Regions from separate parts of the Mus musculus genome. Here regions 2, 3 and 4 are each linked to region 1. A link is a contact called in ENCODE POLR2A ChIA-PET data. All regions are on one chromosome and are shown on one strand. Each heading gives the region's core, a stretch centred on a gene start or an enhancer-like site at or near the end of the contact. The rest is flanking DNA. Distances are from core to core; before and after follow the strand shown. Region 1 holds the start of 2010320M18Rik (RIKEN cDNA 2010320M18 gene). Region 2 holds the start of Rpl18a (ribosomal protein L18A). Region 3 holds the start of Lsm4 (LSM4 homolog, U6 small nuclear RNA and mRNA degradation associated). Region 4 holds the start of Jund (jun D proto-oncogene).

The links. ChIA-PET counts read pairs that join two places held with the same protein, here RNA polymerase II (POLR2A).
Region 2: POLR2A ChIA-PET joins it to region 1 with 16 read pairs in embryonic stem cell. The contact joins the promoter of Rpl18a here to the promoter of 2010320M18Rik in region 1. POLR2A ChIA-PET finds 5 or more read pairs at or near these places in 4 of 5 experiments (Patski and embryonic stem cell).
Region 3: POLR2A ChIA-PET joins it to region 1 with 18 read pairs in embryonic stem cell. The contact joins the promoter of Lsm4 here to the promoter of 2010320M18Rik in region 1. POLR2A ChIA-PET finds 5 or more read pairs at or near these places in 3 of 5 experiments (Patski and embryonic stem cell).
Region 4: POLR2A ChIA-PET joins it to region 1 with 40 read pairs in Patski. The contact joins the promoter of Jund here to the promoter of 2010320M18Rik in region 1. POLR2A ChIA-PET finds 5 or more read pairs at or near these places in 4 of 5 experiments (Patski and embryonic stem cell).

Annotation. Positions count from the first base shown.
Region 1 is chr8:70,774,602-70,779,185 of GRCm38, reverse strand. It overlaps 2010320M18Rik (RIKEN cDNA 2010320M18 gene), which reads right to left and starts at 2,324. Exons shown (of 1, transcript NR_029440.1): 1 at 1,580-2,324. It overlaps Pik3r2 (phosphoinositide-3-kinase regulatory subunit 2), which reads left to right and starts at 2,474. Exons shown (of 16, transcript NM_008841.3): 1 at 2,474-2,579; 2 at 3,834-4,530. The coding sequence starts at 4,209. Mast3 (microtubule associated serine/threonine kinase 3) reads left to right here. Exons shown (of 26, transcript NM_199308.2): 26 at 1-1,069.
Region 2 is chr8:70,895,179-70,899,762 of GRCm38, reverse strand. Rpl18a (ribosomal protein L18A) reads left to right here and starts at 2,320. Exons shown (of 5, transcript NM_029751.4): 1 at 2,320-2,404; 2 at 3,451-3,630; 3 at 3,718-3,847; 4 at 4,054-4,163; 5 at 4,256-4,584. The coding sequence starts at 2,387. The coding sequence ends at 4,348. It overlaps Mir7067 (microRNA 7067), which reads left to right and starts at 4,193; the gene lies at 4,193-4,255. Snora68 (small nucleolar RNA, H/ACA box 68) reads left to right here and starts at 3,907; the gene lies at 3,907-4,004.
Region 3 is chr8:70,670,710-70,675,293 of GRCm38, reverse strand. Lsm4 (LSM4 homolog, U6 small nuclear RNA and mRNA degradation associated) reads right to left here and starts at 2,063. Exons shown (of 5, transcript NM_015816.4): 1 at 1,837-2,063. The coding sequence starts at 1,839.
Region 4 is chr8:70,695,428-70,700,011 of GRCm38, reverse strand. Jund (jun D proto-oncogene) reads right to left here and starts at 2,273. Exons shown (of 1, transcript NM_010592.5): 1 at 1-2,273. The coding sequence starts at 954.

The DNA of each region.
Region 1 (4,584 bases), core at 1,075-3,574:
CCCTGGAGCACAGCCTACAGACCCTGTTCTCTGGGTCAAGGCAAAGCACTTTGGGCAACTTCTGTGTTTTCTAGTTTGTCCTTTCCGTGTGTGTGTGTGTGTGTGTGTGTGTGTGTGTGTGTGTGTGTGTGTGTGTGTGTGTATGTGTATGTCCATCCCATTCCCAACCCAAGACCCACTTGAAGGCACACAAAAGCTGGTCCCTACTGAGTTTTGACAGAATTTGGAAGCTGCACCCTAAAGCAGGCGGATCACCAATTCTGTGGCAGGCTATACTCTGAAGACTACCTTCTGTGTCTGAATAGCTCTCCTCAGACTGTCCTTACTCCACTCTGCCTGTGATCCTGCATGCTTCAGTTTAGGGGAAGTATGGGAACAAAGGACTTGGGGGATGAGGAATGCTCTGGTTTGAGGCAGAATAGCCCATATACCTTGCAGGAAGTAACTGACAGACCTAAGGGCCATCAAGGTGGGGAAGGTGTCCACTGCAGGGTGGGACAAAGCACTTGTCCCAAGTGAGGACCATGCCTGACCACCAACCCCTGCACCACAAAGTCTATGCCCATGTGCACGAGGCCCAGCATGGTGAGTGCCAGAGGACCGAGTGTGGACCCCAGCTATGCTGTGTAATTCTAGAGGAGTGTCTTTCCCATTCTGTGCCTCTTTACAGGACTAACCCCAGTGACTTGCACACTTCATGTGCACTGAGCACACCTGAATTCCCCCCAGCTTTGTGTGATCCAAGAAGCTGAGGTTCCTAAGGCCAGAGGCATGTCCCACAATGGTCCAGTAAGAGTGGCAGCCCAGGACAGGCTCTCCTAGCCCTACTGTGAGCATGGCCATGGGGGAGCCCAGACTCCCATGCTGTGTGATCTAGCAGCCATGTAGTAGGTTGCCAGTGGTGCAGCTCTACACACTCCACGAGGGGAATTCGCAGGCACTCAAACCCTCTGCACCTCCCTGACTCGCAGCCAGTACCTTCTGCTGGAAGGGAGACCAAGGCTGTGCATGAGTAGCCCTCTACCCATCTTGGAGCTGGCATCAAATAAAGTCCCATGAAGACATCTGATACTGGTGTGTGCATTTGTGAGTGGCTGGGGGTAGGGAAAAACTGATGGCTCGATATCATCTAAGTGAGTTTTGTTGGCTGTATAGGGGTTTGGTTAAACACTTAATCCAAGCCAGCCTGCATCCCAGCTACCTAGCAGGCTGGGATCCTGGCTAGGGCAATAGGGCAAAATCTCATCTCTAAAATGAAGTGTTTCCAGGCATGGCTGTATACACATGTAATCCTAACACTTGGAGGTGGGGGCGTGGGGAGGCACGAAGCAGAAGGATCATGAGTTCAGATACAGCCTGGGCTAATAACAAGACCCTGTTTCAAATAATAAAGCCAAAGGAATCAATGATTAAAAGCACTGGCTGCTCTTCTAGAGGACCCAGGTTGTATTCCCAGCACCTACATGGCAGCTCACAGCCGTAACTCAAGTTCTAGAGCATCCGATGTCTCTTCTAACTTCCACAGACACCAGGTACTCACAAGGCGCACAGTTGAACATGAAGAAAAACACAAAATCTTAAAAAGGAAAAATCCAAAACGCTGGGCGTCATAGCTCTTGCTTTTAATTCCAGTCGGGTTATACGCGGCTGTAATTTACTGAACCTGGATCCTGTGCAAGAGCAGTGAGCATGCTTAACTGCCGAACTCTCGCTGCAACCCCTCCGTCCCAATTTTCTACCCTAGTCTTTGCGGTGAGCTAAAATAGATAAATGAATCCCTCGGAAATCAGCCGAACAAGCTCGGCAACTTCTGGTTCTCTCCGTCTCGCCAGAGTCTGTCCGTATTTCCGGAAACAATCTCGCTTCCGGACGCTGATAAGCCGCATTCTCGCGCGTGTTGGGCCGGAGACACTTCGGCTGTTTCCGGACGCCTAGGGTTGTCATGGCAGTGCCTTCGCCTTCCATTCCTTCCACCAGCGGCTCTCCATTGAGGGTACAGCTGCCGAGCTCGTCCAGTGGACCTTCGGCAATTTCCGGAAGCTATCGGCGGCCTCCGAGTCAACTCCCAAGGCCTGGAGTTGAGGTCGTTCGGTTCCTCCCAGACACATTCCGCGGTCTGGCAGGTTCACGACTTCGTAAAAAACACAAACAAACCCCTGTTATGGCACGTTCTGCTGCTTCCGGAATGGCTCGGGTATCTCAGAGTCCCAAGTCCACCGAGCCCAGCTTCGGACCGAATGCGTTCCCGACCCTTCCGCTTTCTAGTGTTTTCGTGAGCCTCCGACGGCCGTGCTCGGCTGTCTCCGACCAGCCTCGGCTGTCTCGTGGCAAAGCCCAGCCTCCCATTCCCGCGGGAGCACACTCGGCAGCTTCCGGAGGCTTGCCCGCGTGCCTCGGTCTTCGGGCTCCGCCTCGTGTGGGGGGAAAGGCCCGCCCTCCCGACCCGAGTGCGCTCGGCTATTTCCGCCTGGGGGCGGGCCCGAAGGCTTGGAACCGCGGCGACGGTGGCTGACGCAGGGATCCCGCGGCTGCGGCGACGGCGGCGGCGGTCGTGGTGGTGGCGACGGCGGCCGGAGTGGGTGAGTCGATGGTGGTGGGGAGGACCCGAGGAGAGAAGGAGCCGCACAAAACCGGGCTCCGAGCTGAGCGTGGGGCTGTGCAGCCTGCGGGGTAGAGACAGGGTCTCTAAGGCCGGGAGGTCCCCGCCCGCAACGGGGCGGAGAGCGGGACACGACCCCGGATCCGGCCACTTCCGTCGTCCAGGGGTCTTCGGGGTGCACGAGGGTCTAGGGGCCCGTCTGTGTGAGCACACAGACTATGCGTGCATCGTAGGCCCCTCCTTTTGCATTGGGGGTTCCGCGATACCCTCCCCCCATGGTGTGCAGACGTGCTCGGCACGGGGGCGGGCAGACGGGTGGCTTTCTTAGGAGAGGCCTCTCCGACCCTCAGTTTCCCTACCTATAACATGCAGGCCACAAGAGGCCGGACAGTGAGTCACACCGGATACCCTGGACCACAAAGCCTTAAGTCCCTCTAGGACACCTGCACCGGGTCCCCGAGATCTGGGGATGAAGCCCAGACCCTCCCCTTGGCACGCTAAACGCCTTTTTCATGGCTTCTTTCTGAAAGCCTCTGCATCCTAGACAGGCGTCTTCCACCATCGGGCCTTTGCAGGAACCGGTCTGTCTATGCATTGCCCTGTCCCTATACGAGGACCTGTCAGCCTTGCTCCCCCAGGAGGATGCACAGAAGACCCAACTGCAGGCTGGAATGGGGACCCAGGCTAGGACCCAATGTGGGGTGTCCAGCTCCTGTCCCCATCCTACTGTGGCACTAAGGTGACCATGGTTCTTCTTGACACCTCCCCTCTCTTGCATCACCAGAGAGCCCCAGGCTAAGGCAAGCTGGGGACACCCCTGCACCCTGTCTCAACCTCCCCTGCAGGAACCAAGGCTTCTGTTTCCTTGGATGCCCACCCAGGCCACAGCTCTTGATAGGCCATGTCCACTGCTCAGGTGTTCAACCCCTTCTTGGGGTTCCCCAATAACCCCAAGTCTAACTGGCCATGTGGTCACTGTCTTTGTTCCTGCCTTGAACTTGGGTGCATCTGTGGTTGGCTTCCTCCTGATGAGTGGGGTTCTTCAGAGAGCTCTGAACTTCAGTTCCCACAACCCTAGTGGGGACAGCAAAGCATTCAGCTCCCAGCACCCCGAAGAAAGGCTGTCAGTGTGGCCTCTCGGATGGGGAGACTAATCAGTAGTGGGACAGGGGCCAGCCCCAAGGTCACTGGGGGATTCTGTCCTGGCTCACTCCGCCTTGTCCATGTCCTTTAGGCTGGTGTTCCCGGCTGAGCATGGTAGCAGCCTGTGGTCTGGGTCCCTTCGTCTGGTGTCAGGCACATCTTGAAGAGCCAGTAAGCCTGGGCACCCACAGCCCAGCTAATGAAGGAGTGATCCACCTATCCCAGCTTGACCATCTGATGGGTGACACAAGCCAAATAATTTGAGAAAACACCAGGAACATCATTGCACAGGTGACTAAATGGTGGCCTCTGTGACAGATGGCCATCTAGGCATGTGCGGCCCCCGAGGTCGCCTGTGACTTCTGGAAGTAGAGGTCTACAAGCCCACCACACAGGCCGCACCAGCCCATGGGGTCCCTAGAGCCCCGGGGAGCCAGCTGACGGTCCAGAACCCCCCAGGCCAGCCATGGCAGGAGCCGAGGGCTTCCAGTACAGGGCTGTGTACCCATTCCGCCGGGAGCGGCCTGAAGACCTGGAGCTGCTCCCTGGGGACCTCCTGGTGGTGAGCCGGGTGGCCCTACAGGCACTTGGTGTGGCTGATGGAGGAGAGCGCTGCCCACACAATGTGGGCTGGATGCCTGGCTTCAACGAGCGCACCCGACAGCGAGGGGACTTCCCCGGGACATACGTGGAGTTCCTAGGACCCGTGGCTCTGGCTCGACCAGGCCCTCGCCCACGGGGGCCCCGTCCGTTGCCCGCCAGGCCCTTGGATGGATCTTCTGAGTCAGGTGAGCAGACACCGTGGAGAAGGAATGAGTCCACTCAGACTGTTCTGTGGTCTC
Region 2 (4,584 bases), core at 1,071-3,570, 120 kb before region 1:
ATAATAAGTAAATAAACAAAAGCAAGCTTTGACCAACCTGGGCTACATAGGGAGGCCTAGTCTCAAAAAGCAAAAAGAGGGGTGAGGCCCTCTGAGGGTAGACCCTGTGGACTTGGCAGAGTGGGAAAGGCAGGTGTCCTGGCGCAGAGAAGGACCCAAGCATGGTAAACGTGGTACCAGCAGGTCTTGCCCTCTCCCTTGCTGAGCCATTAGATTACATTCCCCAAGCTAGCCACCAAGGGCTACTTCCTTATGCCTGAATAAAACACCAAGGTCCAGCTATCAAAAGTCATTATTTGTCTACACTAGCTGATCTGTCTAATCAGGACTTACCTAGTCACCCTAGCACAGACTTCCCTTTTTCTCCTTAAAACCCACTCCTGCAGAAGCACCTGCTATGCCCAATCCAGAGGCAGCTCCCCCCACCCCTGCTTGTCCCTGGGGGGATAAATAAATGTCCTTTGTACTGAGGATCAGATGTCTGGGTCTGTTCCTCCTCAGAGTGTAAGGCCTGTTGCAGACAAGGGAAACCCAGGGTACTAGGTAGTTTAGGGTCTGAAGGCATTTTAGGGTCTGAGGACTGGTTACAATATCCTGCCTAGTTCTGCAAGGCACAGGACTGAAGTTACTAAGGCAGGGACATCTCTGCCTAGGGACTGAGGGATAAAAGCAGGTGGCCTGAGATCCCAGATTAACAGGTGTACTGCAGAAGAACAAAGGCACAGGGGACAAGCCAGTCAGTGGACCTCAAAGTCCAGAATACTCACTAGCCTGTGGTGACAGGGCTGTTGTGACAGAAACCTGAGGTCTTACCAACAGGTGGCCCTGCTGGGATTCTTCATAGCCCCTAGGAGAGGAGCCATTTGGAGAGGAGGTCTGTTAAGGCTAGAGCCTGTCGCCACTCAGGAGAGGCCAAGGGGGGCATCTGCAAAGCAGGAAGTGAAACTGAACCGCCAGCACCTGTCCTGTTCACCCAGCTGAGGGTCTTGTAAACTCTGAATTTACATCAAAGCCCAGACCAAGGTTAAGGCTGGGCCTGTGGATACCAACTTTTTCCTCACACAGCTGTTTCTCCATTCCTTTCCCTGTGCCCTCTCAGGGCACAGCTTGCACCCCAGCATCTGTCCTGCATCTTACAGAATGTATCTACCCCACTTCAGCAGCCTCCAGAACACAGGTTGGAGCAATGTGTTCCAGCAGAGGTGGACTGTGTCCTAGCCTGCCCATTGCACACCGACATGTTATTAAGCTGTTTATTTTGGGGTGGGAAGGCTGTAAGATGAGATCTTTCTGTGTAGCCAAGGCCATCTTTCCTGAGCCTCCTGGCTCACTCTCCCATTTGTAAGACCTCAGGCATGCAACACCACGCCCAATTTCTAAATCTTACAACTATCTTATGGGACGGGGAGTGTTAATGCGGCTGGGGAAACTGAGGGATCACACTTGAATGCGCCTGAGCACAATGGAAATGGGGGACCTAGAAGCACACATCCCAGCATTGCATTGCGTTGCGGCTGAGCCAAAAAACGCGCTCGCCACCTAGTGGCCATTAGCGGAAACACACGGCGGATATTGTCGCCTTCAGGTACAGGACCTGGCCAGGAAAATGACAAAGTTAAGACAGAGTGACACAGCTCTGATACAATTCTATAAAGAAAATAGTTACGTGGGCTGGCAGGTGGCACACTCCAGCATCCCAAGAACTAGGAAGAGGCAGGAGAATTACAGTGAGTTACAGGCTAGTTTGGGCTACATTATCTCAATAAACAGTAAAAAACAAACAAACAAACCAAACTAATGACAGAGAAAAAGATAGATGGGGCTGGAGAGAGAACAGCAGTAGCTAAGAGCACATACAGGGATCGATTCCCAGCATTCACCTCACAACTTTTAACTCCAGCACTGAGGAACTGACGCCCTCTGCGGGCCTCCGAGGCACCAGACACGAAGGTGGTGCAAGCAAATAAAAAAGATGGATGATGGGTCATAGATGGGTAGATACACAGAAGGATGATGTAGAAAGTGGGAAGAAAAAGATGAAAAAAGAGAGAGACAGAGAGAACTAAAAATCCGGAATCTAACTAGGAACCACGATTACGCGTAGACTCCCAGGATCCCTCGCGCACGACGATGGGGCGTCCCGGGAGAAACTTGCAAAGGCCCGTCGCGCTGCTCTCTGGGAACTGTAGTCTCCGTGAAGAGAGGCGGGACTTATACGTAGCTGATCGGTACCCAATAAAAAAGCCAAGAACTTAGACCGCTACTAGCTGTACCCAATGGAAGCACCGCATCAGGAGGGCGGGACTTCCGTCAGAGACCATGGTGAGAGCCTGCGCGAAAGACAACACTTCCTTTTGTGACTGGCGGTGAACGAGTGCGCAGTGCCATGAAGGCCTCGGGCACGGTAAGGAGGCCGCGGCGGGGCAAAAGGTGCGGCGTTGGCGGCAGGGCCGCTCGGGTTGGCTGTGTCCTCCGGGGTGGTGGTGCGTTCGTCGCGAGGGTCCCTCAGCGGTTACGGGCAGCTCTCCTCGCCCACAGCCTCCTTGCGGCCAACATGGCGGCCGCCGCGTGCTGGGCGGCCGAGGACGGAGCGGGTTAGATCGGGGTGCACCGGAAGGCCCTCCGCCTTTTCGTGTATATCAGCGTTACACTCCTTTTCGTTGCCAAATCTAGCCCCGTGGTTCTTTTAGTCTTTTTTTCCTTCGAGACAGGGTTTTCTCTGTAGCCCTGGCTGTCCTGGAACTCACTCTGTAGACCAAGCTGGCCTCGAACTCAGAAATCCGCCTGCCTCTGCCTCCTGAGTGCTGGGATTAAAGGCGTGTGACACCACGCCCGGCTGGCTTGTTTTAGTCTCTTATGAGGTTTAAAGCTAACCTGGTCTATTTAGACTGGAGTGGACACGCGGCCCGCCTTAGGTTTAGAGAGCATTTGGTAAGCTTGCGGCCTGTCCCCAGCGCTGGCTACACCGAGCCTGCTGCCACTTATCTCGGCACTTGAAATCGAAGCAGAGCGTCGCTAGAATCATCCTTAGCTAGTTCTAAAGGCTGGCTGACGGTAGCCTAGGGTGCCGGATCTCATACTGGCCCCGGTGTGTTGGACACAATCCTTCGGACTCTTGGTGAAAAGCTAGTCTGGAATCGTCAATTAGTCCCAATCCAGAGACAGTTTCTCTGTAGAACAAATGGCCTTTTTCCTGCTCTGGGATTAAAGACGTGAGCCACCTTTGCCATCTTGGCCTGGAGTTTCAGGGAGAGCAGAGCAGCCTGCCACATGTAGACCCTGAGGCAGCTTCGTAGCGGAGCACAAGCCTTCTGACTTGCCTCACACTGGGCTCGAGTGTATGAGCCCACTTTGGACACCCCTGCCTGTGGGAGGACTGAATCTCAGGCCGGCTCTGCCTCCACACCCCTCCCCCACATAGACAACTTTCTCTCCTGACATGTCTTTCAGCTTCGGGAGTACAAGGTGGTGGGGCGCTGCTTGCCAACCCCAAAATGCCACACACCACCACTGTACCGTATGCGAATCTTTGCACCCAACCATGTGGTGGCCAAGTCCCGCTTCTGGTACTTTGTGTCACAGCTGAAGAAGATGAAGAAGTCATCCGGGGAAATTGTGTACTGCGGACAGGTGAGGTCTGGGGCCCCACAGGATGCCGGTCGCTGGGTACCATCAGAGCCAGGGCAGCACTCCTCATGTCCTCCCTACTCCCCACAGGTGTTTGAGAAGTCACCCCTGCGTGTGAAGAACTTTGGCATCTGGCTGCGCTATGACTCCCGCAGTGGCACACACAACATGTATCGGGAGTACAGGGACCTGACCACTGCTGGTGCAGTCACACAGTGCTGTGAGTCTCCAACCCTCTGCCAATTTCTGGCACCCAACCCAAGAACTGTCGCTGCCTGTAGCGGCTGTTTAAATAGTGGTGCACACAGCAAAGGGGCTTCGTCGCCTTTGGGGGGCTGTGCAGTGCCCCCCAGAGTGAATCAGTAGGCTCTACAGAATGTGGGGGCATTCTGGGTGGCTGGGGCTGATTTTCTTTTCTTTCCACAGACCGAGACATGGGTGCCCGACACCGTGCCCGTGCCCACTCCATCCAGATCATGAAGGTGGAAGAGATTGCAGCTGGCAAGTGCCGCCGGCCAGCTGTCAAGCAGTTCCACGTGAGTGACCCCGAGTGTGGGGCTGACGCAGGGCTGCAGGGGGTGGTTGCACACGGACAGTCTCTGGACACTGATTGCTTCCCTCCCCACAGGACTCCAAGATCAAATTCCCACTGCCCCACCGTGTGTTGCGGCGCCAGCACAAGCCACGCTTCACCACCAAGAGGCCCAACACCTTCTTCTAGACACAGAGACCCACTGAATAAAAACTTGAGACTGTCCTTGCTTGTTTGCTTCTATGTCCCTGGAGAGGTCCCAGTTGGTCCCGTCCCTAACAACATGCTAGCCCTGCTCACCTGCCTGTCAGCCTTGCTCAGTGGCATCTTTCCATAGGTGTGTATCCCCTTAGATTAGCTTCAGCCCCACTACGATTTGTCTAGGACATAGCCTGAGCCCTGCCTGTGACACTGAGGGGTAGCAG
Region 3 (4,584 bases), core at 814-3,313, 100 kb after region 1:
GCTACATGAGATCCTGTTTCAATAAAGGAATAGAATAGTCAAACTCCCAAATACAAGGCACAGCAAGGGCTCAAGGGCAAACATTGCTAAACAAGAATAGAGGCACACAAAGCTCTTCCGGAACTGCTATGGCCCAGCACAGCCTGGAGGCAGCGATGGCAAGGTCCAGCCTTACTGCTCAACTTTCGTTCCTCCTGCCAGGGCCCCAGCCACCACCCAGGGTGCCCTTCCCTAGACTCTCTGCCCAATCCTGCTGAGCATGTCCCCTCCTGTGGTCAGGACCCTAATGGCCACCCTAGGCTGCCAGCCTGTTTCCAGCTCAGCAGCTGAAGCCGCTCTCTAATTATGGGTGATTAGCATCAGTCTCCCTGGCTAGACACAAGGTCAGTGTGGGCGTGGGCTCTGCTGCAGCAGGGAGGAGCAGTAAACACTTGCTGAACACGCAGGGGTGGGGACACCCAGCACAGGTGCATCCTGTCCAGTGCCACAGGTAAGAAAAGTGTGGTGTAGGGACAGGCCACCACAACCCCCCACTCCCCTACTGTGTGTGCAGTGGGAGAGAGGAATGAAAGAAGTAATTAGGAATGTCTCCCCAAAATGAAGGAAGAAAAAGCTCAGAGTGAAATGGGCCAGGGCAGACAGGGAGGCTGGAGCTGGGATAGTCACAGGCTTTTGAGTGGAGGAGACATAGCTTTACACAGAGCAGCTGCAGGTGTTATAGCCACCCGTTCTGGAATCCAGTCCCAGCACCTCCCATTAGAGGAGCCAGTTCCAGGAAGGGAAATTCCTTCTCAGCCATCATCCAGACTCTCTGGGATCCAGTGTGTAGATGAGATAGCTAAAGAACCAAGTCTAGGGCTCTGAGTTCAGGAATGTTCAGCTGGGACACTCCTGTACCAGCCTGACCGCAGAGATATGGGAGTGTCTGTGCGCACCTGCATGAGGTGGGTGTCCAGTCCTGGACGCACCTGGCCATCCCTTCAGGAAGGCTCAGGGTACACCCAGTGGGGAGTGCTTACCTAGCATGTGTTAGGCCTAGAGTTCCTGCACCACAAAACCCAGGGTCATTCTGGAGTAAAGGCAGGGTCAGGAGTTCACAGTGATGCATGTATACAAATGGAGTTCAAAGGCAGCCTGGGCTATATGAGACCCTGCCTCACATCCTGACTCAAATGTGGAGTATACACGTGTCCTTTCCATACTCCAGTGACTGAAGCAAGAGGATCAGGAGTTTGAGGTTAGCCTGGATTATGTCAGTTCAGATCAGAAAGCCTAACCAAAAAACAAACCAAATATCCTACCATCAAGAACTGGGGAGATGGGAATATGTGGCTCTCCTCACTTAGGCCAACGCGCCCCTCGACAGAGCAGGGGGAAACCTGGCCTCCTTTACTTGTTTATGCCAGGTCTAAGAGTCCCCAAACTGAGGAGGCCTGAGCCTAAACTAGGAGAAAAAAAAAATCCTTTCTTCCTGAGCAAGACATGCTGTGTGTCCCAGGGAGAGAATCAACCCGCTCTCTGAGCTGGATTTCCAGCCAAAGGCGTGGGCAGCTGAGGTCAGACACCAGATAAGCATCAAGAGGGCAACGAAGCCCACGTGAGCCATTAAGCCCGCCCATTTCCCGGAAACGCAGCTTTCCTATCAATGACGGTGACAAGCCCCGGAAACGATCATAGTCCCTCTTCCGGTCGCAAAAACCGTGTCCATCAAGAGATAAATCCCCAACGGTGACCGTCTGGGGCCCTGGAGGGACACCGGTCACTCCGGCCTCAGTTTCCCCCATCTCTCAGCAGCCCGAAGACCCTGCGCGCGCCCCTCCGCCTCGCGGCCCTCACCATCTTCCCTGCAGCGATAACTTCCGCCGCGGCACAGACACACGCGCTCCCACCGGCGGCCCACCGCGCGCCCCAGACTGAAAAAGACTGGCAGAAACTATGACCAATCAGCGAGCAGCTCAACGGACATCTATCCAATCGGGACGGGCTAGGGCGGTACCTACGGAACAAGACGGACGGCCTCACCGTATTTCTACGGTGGGATTGAGAGGTAGCCGTAAAGTGCGACACTAGAACGACGCAAAAGGCCGCAGCACAAGTTACGCCCACTACGGGGTGTATGTTGGGAAAGGGCGCCTGCGCAGAGGTGCTCTCCTGGATCTGGTTCGGCGCCTAATTCGGCGCCACACTGTGGGCGAAGCTGGCTAATGCATGCGAGTCGCGCGGTGCCTATTTTGCGCTCCTAGCCTTTCATTCTTTGTTTTGTTTTGTTTTGTTTTCGAGACATTGCTTCTCTGTGTAGCTCTGGCTGTTCCTGGAACTCACTCTAGACCAGGCTGGCCTCGAACTCAGAAATCCGCCTGCCTCTGCCCACCAAGTGCTGGGATTAAAGGCGTGCGCCACCACTGCCCAGCTCTAGCCTTCCATTCTTGCCCTTATGGATCTCTTTGTCTTTACCAACTCAAATAGAATCTTTGAACACGAACGGCAGGTCTGGCGTTCCCTGGCGACAGGAAGTGAAAACAAATCTCTGGGATTTTCCTGTTTTGAGATGGGCTTCTGTGGCAGCTGAAGCTAGCCGATCATGAACTTGCATTAGACCCCGACTCGGCTTCTCCACTGCTGGATGGCCACTGTGGGCCATCAAGCTTTAATCCTTGCTTTAAAAAAAATCATTATCATTTTGGGAGGAACATAGTGTTTCTCTGTACATCCCTAGCTGGCCTTGAACACACAATGTAGACCAGGCTGGTATCGACCTTCCAGAGATCCTAGTGAGTGCTGGGATTGCAGGTGTGCACCACCATGGTTTAATGTGTCTTCTTGAGCTACAAATTCAGGTTCTCATGCTTGCCCAGTAGGGGTGCCAAAGAATGATATTCCGGACTCAAATAGTATGAAAACTCAAAGAGTGTCTTATTATGCAGAAGTTGAGCATGCTGGAGTCTCGAATTACCAAAATAGACACCCATGTTAACTTGGAGGTTTGATTTAAAGCACATTAGGAAATTCCGGGGCAGGTGACCTCTATGTTAATCTGTGAGGTCCATCTCTATGGACGTTCCATGGCAGGGCTGCGGGGGCTGGAAACTTACTGGGGAGGTCTGGAAACTGTTGCTTACCCATTGTCCTTGCCTCAGGCCAGGTGGTGGGGCAGCTTCTGAGGCCTGGACTTGTCTGGAATTGGCCAGTTCTTGGAAACAGATTTAGGCCACCTCTCCTTAACTGCCAGTTTGAAGCTTGTCATGAAGTCAGCCTAGCCTTCTCATCAGGAAGCATTTTTACCCATGGAGCCATCTCCTAGCCCTTCTATTTATTTTTATTTTCTTTGGCTACTGGTTATGGAATCAGAGCTCCACCCTGAGCTGTCCCAAGCAGGACAGCTGTTTGACCAAGCTGCTGAAAGGCCCTGGTACAGAATGTTAGCGATGAGTTCACTTGTTGGGATCCTCTGACCCGGGAGACTCCCTTGGCACACTCCCCAGGGCTCTTCTAAGTGATGGAGTGAGACTCCCGCACTAAGACTGCAGCTCAGCGGGAGGGATAGAAGCCCTGAGCTCCCGCCCCCACCCCCACCGCTAACAATAAAGTAAAGCAGTAAGTGCTGAGGAGCAGCGCCTGAGCAGAATGGGCACTATCTCAGCACTGTGGAGGCACTGCTGGAGAAGCACAGGTTCAAGACCATCCTCCACTTCATGGACAGTTCAACAACAGCCGGGTCTACTTTACTCTGTCACTAATAAGGAAAAGAGAAATATGTCAATGGGTCTGCTGACCTCATGTCTAAGATTAGAGAGTATCTGTCACCCCAGAATCCAGCTCTGAGATGGGGACCAAAGGGTTTGTGATGTGAGGATCTGAGATACCTAGGGAAGAAGCAGCCCATGACGGGGAACTTGGACCCCTGCAGCAAGACTGGGTGAGTTCCAGCAAAGTTGCCGTCAGCCCTCAAGGGAGGCTTGGCTAGCCCATGCTTCTGCACACAGAGTGGGGGCGGGGGCGGGAGCCTTGAAACCTGAGGTGCTACTGCTCAGTGACAAGTCACTTAAGTCACCTAGGTGAAGGGTCAAAGCTCCCTACATTAAATAAAGCCATTGCCACAGTGGAGAAACATCCCTCCGACCTGGCTTCCTGCACTCCAGCCACCATCAGAGGAGCCTTTTCTGACTGGCCAAATGGGCCTGTGTACACGATGGCCAGGGGAGAGGCCCACAGCAGCAGCAGCCTCAATAAACAGGCTGCATACCTCTATTCTGTGTGCCTACAGCTCCCAGCAAGTGATACAGCACCAGTGCTGAGCTTCCAAGTGTGGCCTGGGCGGCTGCTGCACACTGGGAAGGTGCACTTGTGTGTCTGTTCTTCCAAAAAGATAGGGACAGGTTCCAAACTCTGTGGATAAAGAACAACTGGGCACAGGGCGTGGTGGCTCACACCTTTAATCCCAGCACTTTGGAGGCAGAGGCAGGCCGATCTCTATGAGTTTGAGGCCAGCCTGGTCTACAGAGTGAGTTCCAGGACAACCAGAGCTACACAGAGAAACTCTTGTCTTGAAAAACAAACAGCTGAGCCTGCAAGATGGCTCAGCAG
Region 4 (4,584 bases), core at 1,024-3,523, 79 kb after region 1:
GAGCTGCGCCACCTGCTCGCGCAGCAGGCTGGCGGTGGACGCCAGCTCGGTGTTCTGGCTTTTGAGGGTCTTGACTTTCTCCTCCAGGCGCGAGATACGCTCCAGCTTGCGCTTGCGGCATTTGGAGGCGGCGATGCGGTTGCGCAGCCTCTTGCGCTCCGCCTTGATGCGTTCTTGCGTGTCCATGTCGATGGGCGACAGCGGAGGGCTGTCGCCGAAGCTCGGCACGTCCGGCACGGTCTGCGGCTCGTCCTTGAGCGCGGCCAGGCGCGGTGGATGCGGAGGTGGCGGCGGCCCCAGCGCGCCCGGGGGCGGCGGGAAGGGCACTGGCTCCGCGGCGAAAGCCACGGTGGCCGCGCCCCCAGGGGGCCCGGCGCCACCCGCGAAACTGCTCAGGTTGGCGTAGACCGGGGTCTCCGTGGCCCCGGGGGTGGCGGCCAGGTCGGCGGGCGCGGGAGGCGCGGGAGCCCCTGAGGTGGCCGCGGTGGCCGCACCCAGCTGGCTTTGCTTGTGCAGGTCCTCCAGCGCCTTGACGAAGCCTTCGGCGAACTCCTGCTCCTCGCTAGCTGCCACCTTCGGGTAGAGGAACTGCGTACTGGTCGGGGTAGTGGTCACCAGCCCGTTGGACTGGATGATCAGCCTCTCCAGCTCCGGCGACGCGAGTTTGAGCAGCCCAAGATCCGGCGAAGCCAGCAGCCCGTCGGGGGCGCCGTCGGGGCGCAGCGCAGAAGGTGCAGTGGCCGACCCTGGTTTCAATCCCGCCGCTCCCTGCTCCGCCAGGCTGAGCGTCAGCGCGTCTTTCTTCAGCATGCTGCTCGTCGGGGGCGCCCCGGGGAAAGCGCGGCCCGGGGGCGCGAAGCCACCACCGCCGGGGGCCCCAGTAGCACCAGCGACGCTCGACGCACCCGCAGCCAGGCCGCTCAGCGCCTCCTCGCCATAGAAGGGCGTTTCCATCCCCACCTTCCCCCGCCGCGCTCGGCCCCGGGGCGGGGGGAGTGGCCGCGGCCTCCCCGGGGGGCCCCGTATGCCCCCCAGTCCGCTGCCCGTACAGACCGGCTCCGATGCCGGCCGCTCTGCCCCGCGCCGCCCGCGCGCACTCTTATAGCCTCGGCCCCCGCGATGAGCTCACCGCCCCCGCTCGCCATTGGCGCGAGGTGACGTCGTTGATTTGCATAAAGGGGCGGGAGCGGGACGCCCTCGCCTGGTGGCGGCCGCTGTTGCCAAGAGCGACGCTCGCTACATGGCACAACAACGCGCTGCATTGTGGGTTGACGTCATGGGGGTGGGGCTGAACGCGGTTTGGCCGGGTCACCACGCCCAGCTTGGATTGCCGGGCAGGCTCTGTCCCTACCCTGCTGTTTCTTGCCTCTCCTCCCTTTCTCTTCCTCCCCTCTTTACTTCCCTCTAGATCTTGCCTCTCTGTTTCTCAAACTGGACCTCATCTGTGCGTCTATCTCTCCCCTGTCTCTGGCACTTCTGTGGCGTGATGTGTGGAGCCTCATAAACCCAGGCCCTCTGTGAAGCCACGCCCCGCGTCACGCCCACCGAAGGCACGCCCCTCGGGGGCCGGGCGCCGGCCAGGGTTCCTCCGGCTGGGAGCTGGCAGGTGTGGGCAGGAAGGGGGAGGCAGAGGAGGGTCCCTTGGAGAGTCCCCACAACTACTTAGCTCCTTGTCAGTTTCACAGGGTGGAGTCGAACGCCCTAAAAGCTGACCTCCTGCCTTTTCCTTGGGGAAACTGAGGATGGGATGTGTGGAGTCCAACTGCAGCCAGGGTAGCCATCAGTTGTAGGTTTTTTTCTTGATCTCGGTGAAAAAAAATTTTTTTAATCTTTGTTTTGGGTCAAGACAGGATCTCATCCTCTAGACTCCGCTATTCATGAACTTAACTTCAGTCCCCCTGTTTCATATTCCCAAGTGTGGCAGTAACAGGCCTGAGTCTCTTAACCTCGGCCTACAGATCTCGGTTTTTATTTTACATGCTGGTGTGTTTGTCTGTGTGGTTGTGTATCTGTGTTTGTCTGTGTAGGTATCTGTGCTTTGTGTGTGTGTGTGTCCAGGAAGGTCAGAGGAGAGTTGGGAGTCTGTTCTCCCCGGTGTGGCACTCTGGCTGTCCGACTTGGGTGCAGTCACGTTTACTTTCTAAGCCTACCCTATGGCCCTGGATTGGGACGTTTTGAAACAGAATCTCACTCTGTACCCCAGAATGACCTCCCGAACCCCCCAAAATCTCACCTCAGGCTTCTGGATGACTAATATATGCCATTGTGCCTTGCTTCGGTTTCAGTTATTAGGACACCCTGTACCCTAGCTGACCAAGACTGAGGGTGATTTCACTGCCTCAACGTGAAAGACGTGCCCATCACCTCATCTTAGCATGAGATTTGAGTCTTGGGTTTGTTGAGTTTTACTTTGTGTTTTGAGCAAGGATCTCTCACCTTCCAGCTGGGGCTGGCTGGGAACTTACAGATGTGGACCTGCTAAGTGCTAGAGTTAAAGGGCACTATGCAAAAGCTGTAACCCAGGTTGACCTGGGGCTCCTGCTGATGGAAGTTCTGGGGTGAGCTTGTGGGGTTTTTTTTGTTTTGTTTTGTTTTTGCCTTTGTTTTGAGACAGAATTTTTCTGTAGCTCAGGCTAGACTTGAGAAGTGATCCTTCTGCCTTCTATGTGCTGTAAGGACAGGCATTTACCACACATTTGTCCTCCCAAGGACAGAACTAGGGTGCCAGGCCTCTGGACAGCCATGGCAGTACACGTTTTTACTCTTGACTCTTCTAGAGCCTGAGGTGGGTCCCAGAGTGGAGCCTGCAAATGAGAATCCGGACTGGTAATTACCCTCTTAATTAGTACAGTATGCCACCAGGCCTGATGCAGGCTTTTCTGCTTGCTGGGAACGGAGGTGGAAGAGGTGGGAGCAACAAGTCCCAGCACACTCAACACAACCCTTAGAAGACCAGAGAGGAGTCTCATCCCTTCTCTGTGACTCCTCTCCAATCTGTACCCCATTGGAGCTCCTTTGCACCTCAGGACCTTCGCCCAGGCCATTGAGGCCTCAGAGGGTTCTCCCCCCTCCCCCCAAACCCCCGCCCGAGCCTTGACCAGTTGTTGCCTCAGAGAGCCACACACCCAGGTTTTATCCCCTTTTGTAGGCAAGTGACCATCCAGAAAGATAGAGTGGACTCTCCCCTCACCACACACGTGGGGTTTGCGCTTCGCGAGCCATATCCCAGCCAGCACCCCCTCCCCCGCCCCCCGCCAAACGACTGAGCCAGCTAGTGCTGGCCCAACGCCAGCCAGCCCCCGGCGCCAGGCCTGCCTCTCCCCGGGGCCGTACGGAGCTTGGCGGAGCGCGCGAGGCTCCGCCCTGACCTTGGGACTTGGCCTTGGCGGGTGGGGGATGGGCGGGCGTGCGCTCTGGAGGCGGTGGTTTGAGCTGACTGGGGACAGGTTTACGTACCAAATTAAGTTTTACCTCTGTTGAGACTCACTTTCCCTATCAGGCAAGGAGAGCATTTTGTAGTGGCATGGAAAATGTAAAGAAATAGTAAGACCTGAACATTTTTGGTTGCTTTTCGAGACAGGGTTTCTCTGTGTAGCCCTGGCTGTCCTGGAGCTCACTCTGTAGACCAGGTTAGTCTCGAACTCAAAGATCCTCCTGCCTCTGACTCCCGAATGCTGGGATTAAAGGCGGGAGCGGCCTGTCCTGACTGACTTTTTTTTTTTAATTGTATTTCTGTAGGAAAAGGGCTTGTTGAGAGGCTGGGGAAGGACCTCAGCTTTCAGAGTCTGTTCTCTCCCATTCTGTGGGTCCTGTGAACTCAAGTCAGCTCTCAACAAGAGCAACAAGAGCCTTTACCCGCAGAGCCATCTCGACACCCCATCAGTCATTCTTCAATTTTATTATTTGGAGAAACTTAACCTGCTGGTCTTGGGGTGCCCTTAGCCTCTGGGAAAAACTCCTACTAAACCTTCAAAACAACTGCAATAAGGAGTGGAGGGATTCAAAAAGTCTCGGGGCGCTGGGTTGGGCTGGAGGCCATGCAGTGCGGCTGGTCAGTGGGTGGCAGAAACAGCGCCCACTCTGGATTCTGTTTTCGCTTCTGTCTTCCCTGGTCAGTGTCTGGGGAAGTGACTTGTACGGGACGCATGGCCCAGCGTGGAGACTGTGCACCCTTCACATTGAACCTGAAATCTCGTGGGTGGGCCTGTGTTCGAATCCCCAGGTTCTCAGGAACCCTTCCACAGTGCGAAGATAAATTTGACTTTTCTAGTTTGCGTTTTCAGTCTTTCCTTGATCAGGCAGAAACCAATGATCAGCTTCATAAACCGGGAAGACAGAAAGGGGGCCCCTGGGAGTGGCTGAGGCAGAGAGGGGACTGTCCCAGGAGTGTGAGGGCAGAGCTTGTGGGCACCGTCCCCAGGTGGCAGGGCCCGTGGGGCGACCGCATTCCTGAGGTCGGGTTACCGAGAAAACCCGGCCTCCCGCCCCTCCCGTGCTGCTTCCGCCGGCGCAGGCCGAGACCGCAGGTGTTTGCGCGGCTTCTCCGCCAGGCCCCATGTCCTGTTTTCTGGGTTGCTGCCAGCT